Regions from separate parts of the Mus musculus genome. Here region 2 is linked to region 1. Evidence: chromatin loops called from intact Hi-C (ENCODE). Cell type or tissue: heart. All regions are shown on one strand. Each heading gives the region's core, and the rest is flanking DNA. Links, peaks and the distances in the headings are about the cores only.

Region 1 (5,381 bases), core at 127-5,126:
GTGAGGGCCAGCAGCCATCTTTCTCTGCTTCCTTCCCCACCACAATAAGCCAAACCCTTTACCAGGAGGTAAAATTACACTTTCTTCGGTTGCTTCTTGTTGAGGGTGGCGTAGATATGTTGTATATTATGGCTGATCCCTCAACAGGCACTTATTTTCAGCACACTGACAAATGTACACAACCACACAAACACATACAAAAGAAATTTACTAGGGATCAGACACAAAAAGCTTTCTGTGTTTTATGTTTAAAAAGAATTCAGTATATGGACTCTGACTGTTGGGGGTCAGTATAGTTTTCCTAAGATCTTTACATAGTCTATAATAGACACACACACAGTATGTGTGTGTGTGTGTGTGTGTGTGTGTGTGTGTGTGTGTGTCCACAGGAGGGCACCATAGTCCATGAAGCTGCCCAACAAGAGTGCTGGGAACCAAACTCAGATCCTCTGCAAAAGCAGCTGCACATCCTTGGCCGCTGAGCCACCTCTCTAACCCCACTCCAATCTTTCTTTTTTCTTTTTTTAATTTTTTATTAGGTATCTTCCTCATTTACATTTCCAATGCTATCCCAAAAGTCCCCCATACCCACCCCCCCAACTCCCCTACCCACCCACTCCCACTTTTTGGCCCTGGCGTTCCCCTGTACTGGGGCATATAAAGTTTGCAAGTCCAATGGGCCTCTCTTTGCAGTGATGGCCGACTAGGCCATCTTTTGATGCATATGCAGCTAGAAACAAGAGCTCCGGGGTACTGGTTAGTTCATAATGTTGTTCCACCTATAGGGTTGCAGATCCCTTTAGCTCCTTGGGTACTTTCTCTAGCTCCTCCATTGGGGGCCCTGTGTTCTATCCTATAGATGATGGTGAGCATCCACATCTGTATTTGTCAGGCACTGGCATAGCCTCACTCGAGACAGCTCTATCTGGGTCCTTTCAGTAAAATCTTGCTAGTGTATGCAATGGCACTACAATCTTCCTTAACCACCCAGTTGGTCAACTGGAATGAAAGGCATATCTGATCTACACCCAAACACTGCCTAACGCAGTATATGAGCAGTCTCCTGATCTCTACCATGTAGTAGCCTGGAAATACCACAAAACAATGTGCTTTGATTGTTTGTTTTGTTTGAGACAGCGTCTCACTATGTAGTTCTGGAGCAAGCTGGCCTGAAACTCAGTTTCTGCCTCTTGGCAGAAACCTGTCTCTGCCTCTCAAGCGCTGGGATTAAAGGTGTGTACCACCACAGCCAGCTTAATTTTTAATAGAAACAAATGTTTAAATGTAGATGATGCTCCAAAGTACTACAGTTATATGTGGCTCCACATAATCAAACTTTTAAATATTCATGTATGCCTCATAGTTCTATTACCAGTAAATCCCACAAAATCTTACGCATCTTTTCAAAAACAAAAATGAATAACCATTCTCTCTCTCTCTCCATAGACCTCCCAAGGCATCCCAAACATGCTTTCTAACTTTACAGACTAATTCCAAGTTCTATTATAAAGATCTGGGAAAGAAGAGTCCACGCAGTATTTGAAAGTCGATCACTCATTATATAATACAGTCCAAATTAGAATGTTTAATAAAAACAAACCAACCTTCTAGCTTCTACACTACCAGAAGATGCTATGCAGAATGCTGGGGGGTCGGAGGTGGGGGTATGGGGGTGAGAGGAAGTCAACAGTCTCACTCAGCTGGGAACGCTGGGAACTAAGATACTGATTCATATGCCAAGAGATAGATGCCCACATGTGGCACAAATGTCATGGGTGTAACCAAGTTTTCTTTTAATATCACAAAAAATTGGTCCCTCAGAACATCTCACATATTTTGACAGGATTTGTTAATGAACAGGACTCTCACATAAGAACCAGGGGATAAAAAAGCAGCAGTCAGATTAAAACTTCCTTCCTTCCTTCTGGAGAAACGGATTACACTCCCTGCATGCCTTTCAAACTTCCGCTTTCTTTTCTTAATTATCAATTCATTTCTGCATTATTTTTCTTGACAGTACAAATGTTCAGTTTGTCAAAATGAGGAAGAAAAAGGCTGCTCTCAAGCTCTGACTGCAGGAGCTTCCAGCAGTAACTCTGACCCCTATCAGTCATGAAGTGTAACTTCATTTCCTAAGAAATGTAGGAAATGTGAAACCTCAGAGCGCCACAGACTCCCCTACCTTCATTTTCCTCGAAGATGTCAGCTAAAGAGCACTGAGGTGGATATCAGACACCGGCATGGAAGCACACTCCCACAATCTCAGTGCTCAGGGCCGGAAGATTACAACCTGAAGGCTAGCCAGGATTACAGAGTAAAACCATCACTAAATCTAAAAGACACATCTCAGAAGTAAGTATCGACCAGTGCTCTCTACCTCATTTCCTCAGAGACCAACCGTTGTAAGAACAGAACAGAACAGAACGCGCTCAGGAGCAGAGCTGCTAAGGGGCCTCACAGGAGGTGCCTGACAAAAGGCGCATCCCCTCTACAAAGTCCTCCTTTCATTTGTGAACAAAGAATTTAGCCTAACTGGCATCTCATTTACTAGGTGCCTAAAACAAGCCAATAAACAGCCTATCTATCAGGTGGCTTTTTTTCCTGTAAGCTTTACATCTAAGAGTCAAATAAACCCTAAGAAACCAAAAACGTAACTTCCATCTATAAGGCGCATGTCTCAAGGGGGCTTCTTACGTGTACAGGTTGCAGGGTCTCACCTCCATGCCGCTGTCACCATCCTTGGATTGCTGGAAAGCTTCCATTGTCTCCCGGCACTCTCTGAGATCGCTCTGCAGCTGAGACACCAGATGTCGCTTCACGGAGTTGCTAGTCAGCAAGCGCTGGACTTGCGTTTTCAGCTTCAGGATAAGCTCATCCTTCGAAGGGTCTTCATCTGGGGACTCCTGCTGTGTGACCCTGATGGGGAAACTGCCCGTTTAGCATAAAAGCAAGAAACAAATCAAAGACCCATAAAGCCCTAGCCACATGTGGTCATGGTTTCTATCCCTTACAGTCACAGCATTTTGAACTTTCTTTCTGAACATTTTGTTTCTTTGTTTCCTATGCTTCATACACGCTAGGCAAGCATTCTAACACTGAGCTAAACGCTGCTAAAGGGTTTGGAACTTGGGGATTGGAGAGATAACTTGGTAATGAAGAGCATGTGCTGCTCTTTCGGAAGGCCTGGATTCAATTCTCAGTACCCACGAGGGGGCTCACAACCATCAGTAGCTCCAGGGGATCTGATGCCCTCTTCTGGCCACCAAGGTCACCAGACACTCATACAAAGCACATACAAACATACAGGCAGAACACTAATACACATAAAACAAAAATAAATAAGTTAGAACTCGGTCATACACAAGGATATCACCTTTGCAAAAGCAAGCTCACCCCCCCACACATGGCATGTTCCCCCTTGGTGGCATGCTCCCCTTGGTGGCATGCTCCCCTTGGTGGCATGCTCCCCTTGGTGGCATGCTCCCCCTTGGTCTTTCTGCCTGACACAGCTCACACTTGTGATTTTTGGTATGTGTCATACTAATATTGAGCAAGGTGATACAGATATTAGGAAGAAAAAAGTAGCAACATCAGCTATCCTAACCAGCAACTGCTCTTCTCTCTTCCAGCTGACCGACCCAAGAGCCTGGGTGGACCCCGGCAACCTCCAGAAAACTGAAACAAAACCAAGCTTCTCTAGACTCCGCGTTCTCCTCTCTCCTTGTCCATTGCCTTTCTCTGCAGTAGTAAGCACTGGACCTAGTGGCCTGTGCATGCTACCCAGGTGCTCTCCTGCTGAGCTGGGTCCCAGTCTCGAAACTCAACTCTAGTTTCAATAAACTTAAGGCTTAGAATAAGATTCTAATTTTTTTAAAGTCATTTTATTAGTGTGTGTGTGTGTGTGTGTGTGTGTGTGTGTGTGTGATATGATAAGACCTCTGCCCTTATAAACTCTTAGCAGCTATGGCTGCCTGAAAAGACCTGCACAACCCAGCCACAAAGCCTTCGACCTACAGTTTGTCCTGCCTGCAGAGTATCTTAGGAGTGGAGCCTAGCATTATCATCAGAGAGACCAGAGAGACTCCATCTAGCAACTGATGTGAGCAGATGCTGTCCCATAGCCAAACATTAGGCAGAATTGGGGGGGGGGGGGGTCCTGCGGAGTGGGAGGAAGGATTGAAGGAACTAGAAGGGTCAGAAACACTGCAAGAACATGGCTCACAGAATCAACTGATCAGGACCCAAAGGGCCTTGCAGAGATCAGGGAGCCTGCAGGAGTCTGACCTAGATCCTCTTCATATATGTTATGGCTAAGTAGTTTGCTGCTCTTGTGGGATTCCTAACAGTGGGAGCCACAGCTGTCTCTGACTGTGGGACCCTTCTGTTACTGAGTTGCCTGGTCTAGTCTTGATGTGATGGTATGTGCCTGGTCTTATTGTGGCTTGTTATACCATGCTTGGCTGGCATCCCTGGGAGGCCTGGTCTTTTCTGAGAGAAGGGGGAGGGGGATACCTAGGAGAGAGGAGAGGTAGAGTAAGAGACTTGGGGGGGGGGGGAGGGTAAACTGCAGACATGACATATAAGAAAAGAATAAGAAAAAAGAAAAAAGGCGGAAAGTTAGGTGGATATGAAGTAAGGGTAGATCAGGAAAGAGATAGGGAAGGAGTGAGGATTCATACAATCAAAATACTTTGTATGCATATGTGAAATTCTCAACAACAACAAAAAAAAGATAAGTATATTATAAAGGAAAAAAAGAAAAGACTTGCTCAGGATCAAATGAGTCACCATTACAGCAGGGAGAATACTGGGTGCTTCTGAGGTCCCCACTCTCAGCTAAGGAGCTGCTGGCTGCTGGGGGAAGAGTCAGTTTTCTTTAAGGGCATGGATGCTGGTAGGCCCATGCTTCAGTGGACAGCCCTACACCCTTGAATAGATTGCCAATACAAATGGGACTCAATATTTAAAACAAACACACTCGTGTACACACACACAACACAGGACATCAAGTTGGAGTAGAGCTAGGAAGCACTAAAGGAAGAGTCCGGGAGACAAACAGGGTCACAATACATTCCATGCAAGTGGGAAACTCTCAATAAAAGCCTCTCTTTTTTTCTTCATTGAAAACAGTCACATACGTTTCTAAACAACACTTTCCTAGTGGCTAATATGTATGTTAAAGTCATAAACATTAGGTAAAAACTAAAGACAGTCAGGGAGACCTCAGACATGAGCGATAATGTAAATTTATTGGTTCATTAATTGTAAGAATTAATACAAAATGTTATCAGGGAGCACGAGAGCTGAGCATCTAGAACTGTGTAAAATATAATCTCTCCAAAGGAGAAAATCTATCTAAGAAAGAAATAACGATATCTGGG
Region 2 (5,381 bases), core at 154-5,153, 230 kb before region 1:
AAGATAAAAGAGGAAATGGCAAACGAAAGTCATCCATTCTTCTAAGATGTTTTACTTCAATGTGTGTGTGTGCACGCCTAATCCCTGCCCCAATTTTAAGCTACTGTGAAGGAGGCTGGCAGACCAGGGGACAGAAGGCCTGGGTTCTGGGACTATTCTTCAACTTACTGTTTCTTAGCAAAATCATTATGCCTGATCCCAAATCTTCACGCTTGCTGAATGCCCATGTCTCAGGAAGCATCTCGATGCTCTGCTAAGATTATGTACTCAAGAACTGCAAAGTATCATTCACGTGTGTTTTTCTTCCCATTTGCCTTCACAATGTGGCTGTGACTATTTACTTAAGTGTTCAAGTTACCCAGTGTCTTTTTTTAAAAAAGATCTCTCTGTAGCATTTGAATTGCTCTATGTCCAAGTTTCACAGACTGAGGCAGGTAATTTAAGGTAAACTCCGTCTTTCAGTCGAGACTCTAGAGGGATGCTTCTAAACAAGGTCCCTCATAAATAAATAAAGATTTGGGTTTGGATTTGCTGATATCCTTAAATACCAAAGACTCAGAGCTCTGAACTTCCCTTCTGTTCCATATTGTAAACACTTCCAAATTCTATGTCTGAAGGTTGGTTCTCATTTGTAAATGATCAAATTTCCTCAGCTGTATTGACAGCCTTATAAGTACATAAAGTAGTCTTCATCAGGGATATTATTCAGTCTGATTCAGCATCAAAGATGTACTATATGTGACATCATTTATAGAGTCAAAGGCTAAGCATCAAGACACTGACAGTCATAATACTAGGAGTCAGACAGATACAACAGCTAAGAGTCATGGGGCATCCTTCTGAGGACTTCAAGTCTCTTCCATGTCACTGGGATGGGATGACTAGATGACTGGATGTGTCCTGTCCCCTGGGTTCTAGCAGTTGGCACGAAGATTCCCATACAACTGGTAGAGATGATATATATCCCTATTTCCTAGCTTTCCCCACCCCCAACTCCCTTTCCTAGGAAGATTTCTGCTCCTGACATCAATGGGGGTTTCCTATAAGGGTCTATCTGTCAGTTATAGATCAAGGCTAATAGAAATGGGGTACAGCTCCCCATAACATGCAAATATTCTTCCCTCTGCAACTCAGCCTGTATCCTACAGCCCAGGGCATATGGGCAGCAGCACAGTAGCAACTGGGATGGCACTGAGCTGAGGAATGAAACGACTAGCTCAGAAGAAAGCCTTTCCTTAGCAGAGTTAGGAAGACAGTTTGTCAAGAAAACCACCCTAGATCCTAGCAGATGAGCTGAATCTGCAGGGGCATGTGTGCACATGTATGTGCACGTGTGTGTGTGTGTGTGTGTGTGCCTGTGTCCAAATATCTAACTGAATTTTATTTATCTTTACCAAGACAGATTCTTCCTGTAGCATCCAAAGTCATTCCATTGGGACACTCGCACTTGAATGAACCCCTGGAGTTGACACACAGGCCGTTCTTGCATACTCCCGGGAACACTTCACACTCATTGATATCTAAGAAAGAAAAGGAAGGAAGCATTAAGTCGGTATATCTGTCTAAGTTAATCCTGGCTTATCCGACTCATAGATTCACAATGATTCTTACAAAAGAAAGGGCCTTTTCTGAACCGGATAAGTTCAAAACCCTAGCTTGCCTCCAACAGTTCATATTAACAACATATTAACAACAGTTCATATTATCGTCTGGTGTGTCTTAATGGCAAGCAGTGGGTGTGTTTACTAAAGCCAGGAGTCTTTTCACTGGTCCTTGGGAATTGTATTTGAGTTGTAGAGACAGAGGCCAAGGGCTTGGGGGACAGCTCTGGTAAGTAAGGGTCTGAGAGTTATAGCTAGCATTAGGAGACAAGATGACTAGACATAGACAAAAATTATAAAAGAGGGAAAGTCTTGCACTTGAGTGTATGAAACTCAAATCCTGCTGTGGGACATGTGGGCCAGTGAAGGCGTACTGAGCCCATGTGGTCGGTTGGGTGAGGGAGCGCCAACATGCATGACCATCCATTTGTCATCCACCAGTGCTGCCCCAGCCTACTGAGCCTTCCCAGTTTGCCTCATGGGGCAATGTGTTCTCTGCACTTAATTTGGAAAAACAGACAACATTGAATTAATTCAAAGAAAGGCAATCTAAATGCCAAAAGGAGGGAGCCTTGAGAGCCTTAGTTAACACACACACAGACACACAGACACACAGACACACAGACACACACACACACACACACACACACACACACACACACACACACACACACACGTCTATTTTAAAGAGGTCTCTCTCTAAGCCAAGAGTGTTGAGAAAAAGTCTCAATGTTTTCTTGAAAGAAAACTAAACAGAAATGGAGTCTAACCTACTTTTGGAGGGGGTTGTTCCTCTGAGTTTTTCCTTGGCCATTTGTAAACCAAAATGTGCTGTTAAGCTCAGATAAGTTATGAACGGCTGGTCTGAACCAGAAAAAAGCCAAGGGATTCAGTCATCATTTGGAAAGCGAGCCCTTGGGTGGGGGTTGTAGGATTCCTCTTTGTTTTAACAGGAAAAAAAAAAACCTTCCATTTTATCCCACATATGGGACTGTTGTTTTTGAAAATACTTCAGCTGCTGTGTCATGTCAGGCTATGTTAGTCACCGTGACCTATATCTACTCAGGACTCCATGAGAAAGAACCTCAGTGAACTGGAGAGGGTCCACATGGACCTTGAAAACAGAGGCAATTGAGTTCACCCCTCTAAGTCACCCAGGAATGTGAGACAAATAAACAAGCAACCATAATAAAAGGGGTGGGGTTCTAGCCACGAATGCAAACTTTACAGTCTTTGCAAAAAGAAAGAAATGTCTTGCATTTTTTGCTCCTGATTTGCAGATAGCCTTTTGCAAACGTGGCCACTCCAAAGATGCACAGTTGTTCTGAAGCTTATCCAGCCACACTGTCCTCTGGCCCTTAGTGATCTAACACTGAAGGCGGCTTGCGCATTTAACCTCGGTTCTGTTCTGTGGCTCTGCGTAATGTTTTCCTCGGCATCATATCCCTCACAGGGAAGCTCCTTTACTCCTTTATTGAGGCCACGTTAACACAAACACTCTTCATACACACAAAGACGCACGGTTTAGAAGTAATAAGAAATACCTTCACATTGCGTGCCTTTAATTCTTGAGAACCCTTTACCACAAATGGGATCTGTGGAGAAACAAAACAGTATTAACGGCATCTATCTAGAACTCTCAGTCATGACAAATCGAAGCAATTGGAGGGAGGGCTTGGGACAGCGGTTGGACTTTGCTGCCACGAATAAGCACAGGACCGCAGAGATAAAAGCAGAGAACCAATGAGAGTTCTCTGCTAGCGAAGCCCAGCCTGCAGGAACTGGTGCTTCAGGGGAAGCACCACAAGCTAATCACATGACCACATAGGAAGAGAAAATGGTACCCTGACCAGAATAACAGAAAATAGATGTCCTTGATATTTTGTTGGTTTCCTATTCAGGGATTTTTTTTTTATCAAGGTCATCTTTAAATTTTTCCACATGGACCTAAGTCAGTGGACTGACCAATGAAATGGCTGCAGAGCCATGCACCGGTTCTCTTACCAAGTTGACAGATGGTGCACGGGCTCCCCCACGCAGCACCAAGGGAGGAGCAGCACTCGGACTTCAAGGTGGCTCCGTTGATGTTGATCTCACAGCGCCCGTCGATGACAGTCTGCCAGCAAGTGCCCTTGATGGTTTCTGCAGAAAGAGGGGGTGACAGACATTTAACAGAATCTTATAAAAAACTCATTGTATACACTAGAATTATGGCTAGAGTGGCATTATGAAACAGGGAATAATAATCATTTAATCTCTTATATCTGAACTTCTGTGGCAGTCAAAGCAACTGTTAAATGCAAGACAACTGTATTATTGATAAACACTGAAAAATCATTCTCAGAAGGATAGATACCTATGCAGATGGTTTTTGTTGGGTCCAGAGTACTTTCAGGAGAACATTCACAAATGAAGGAGCCAGGGCTGTTCTTGCAGACTCCATTAATGCAAGGACTCGATTCACATTCATCAATGTCTGAAACAAAACCAGATCCCCATTACTACTGAAAGTTGGTCTTAAGCATAAAATGCATACCTCGACTTTGGCCTTCATTAGATAGTAAAGCTGGCCTAAACAGGTTTTGCCAAACTAGAAGGGATGTCAAAATACTTATTGAGCATATTTCTTTATTATAGAAGCTGGCACATGAGTGAGTCTTTGTATTCAGAAAAATCTGGATAAAATTATAGACTCAAATTATACATGCACAACACTTTCTTCATCTATTAAGTGATGGCAAGTGAAAATGCCAGCTAGAGTCAAATAGAAATGAACACCCTGAAACCACCACGGATGAAGGGGCAAAATGCTAAATGCAAGTAAGTGCCATCTGTGGCTAGAGTTTGTACAGTGTCATTTAGAAGCAGAGAATCTCAACAGAACTGGCTTGATCATCTAACATAGATTCTAACTTACTTCTATGGTGGTCTAATGGCTTTCCCAGAGAGTGGGGTGTGTGGTGGGAGAACAAAAAAGCACAAATACCTTCACAGGTTTTTAGGTCAGGTTTGTACACAAATCCTTTGGGGCAGGTGCAGACAAAACTTCCAGGTGTGTTTCGACATTGTCCATTGTCACAAAGTAGACTGTTCAGCACACACTCATTAATATCTAGAAAGAACAAACGGGAATGTTAGAAAGAGCTTGTCCCTCGCAGCCAATGCCATTTAGGTCAGGCCTTTAAATTCCTAATGGTATATCAAGTCCACCAAAGAGGCAAGACTCTTGTTCCATTGGCTTACCCTACACAGGAGCTTATTTTTCTTGTCCAAACTAAGTGTCTACAAAGCCCCAAGCTTTTGGATGCTATTTAATTCACTTCTTGGATTCTCTGAAAATTAGTTATCTTTACTTCTGTAAATGATTTGTAGCATTAGAATCAAAAGGACTAATCTTTCTGCTTTAAGAAATTAAACAAATAGAAAGCATCCTCAATATGATAGTATACATCTGTAATCCAGTACTAGGAGGAGAAGGCCATGTAAAATTACTCCAACCACAGAGTGAATATACTTTAATAGACAATATATTTTTATATATGTGCTTATATGTTCATATTATATATGTATATAATATGCATATATATTGCTTAAAATATGAGAATAATCAGACAAGAAGTAATGTTTCTATTGAGCATATGGAAATGGAAAGTCTATCAGAATACTATAAGGAACACAACTATTTTCCAAGAGTTCCAAATACCAGGAAGCTTCAAAAGGCCCAGGGACATATGAAAACAGGGATTTTCTTCTCCTGGGTCCGAGTCCATGGAGAGTCAG

Evidence for each region. Hi-C counts contacts between places; a loop is a spot of excess contacts. Peaks named below come from ENCODE experiments on the same cell type or tissue, not always from the same donor. Only the 100,000 strongest peaks of a DNase experiment are listed, where the experiment ranks them.
Region 2: a loop joins it to region 1, with 2.4 times the contacts of the local background. A loop is called at or near these places in 2 of 42 quality-filtered maps.

The regions. Positions count from the first base shown.
Region 1 is chr2:125,592,156-125,597,536 of GRCm38, forward strand. Cep152 (centrosomal protein 152) reads right to left here. Exons shown (of 28, transcript NM_001081091.1): 13 at 2,718-2,916. Among named protein-coding and RNA genes, the nearest start is that of Cep152, 30 kb to the right of the region's middle. In heart, for the core only: CTCF peaks have their summits at 2,095 and 3,250 (motif pointing left); no DNase peak of the experiment used is centred there.
Region 2 is chr2:125,366,189-125,371,569 of GRCm38, forward strand. Fbn1 (fibrillin 1) reads right to left here. Exons shown (of 66, transcript NM_007993.2): 20 at 4,588-4,713; 21 at 3,958-4,077; 22 at 3,606-3,743; 23 at 3,146-3,196; 24 at 1,395-1,520. Among named protein-coding and RNA genes, the nearest start is that of Dut, 120 kb to the left of the region's middle. In heart, for the core only: no CTCF peak of the experiment used is centred there; a DNase peak (open chromatin) is centred at 2,513.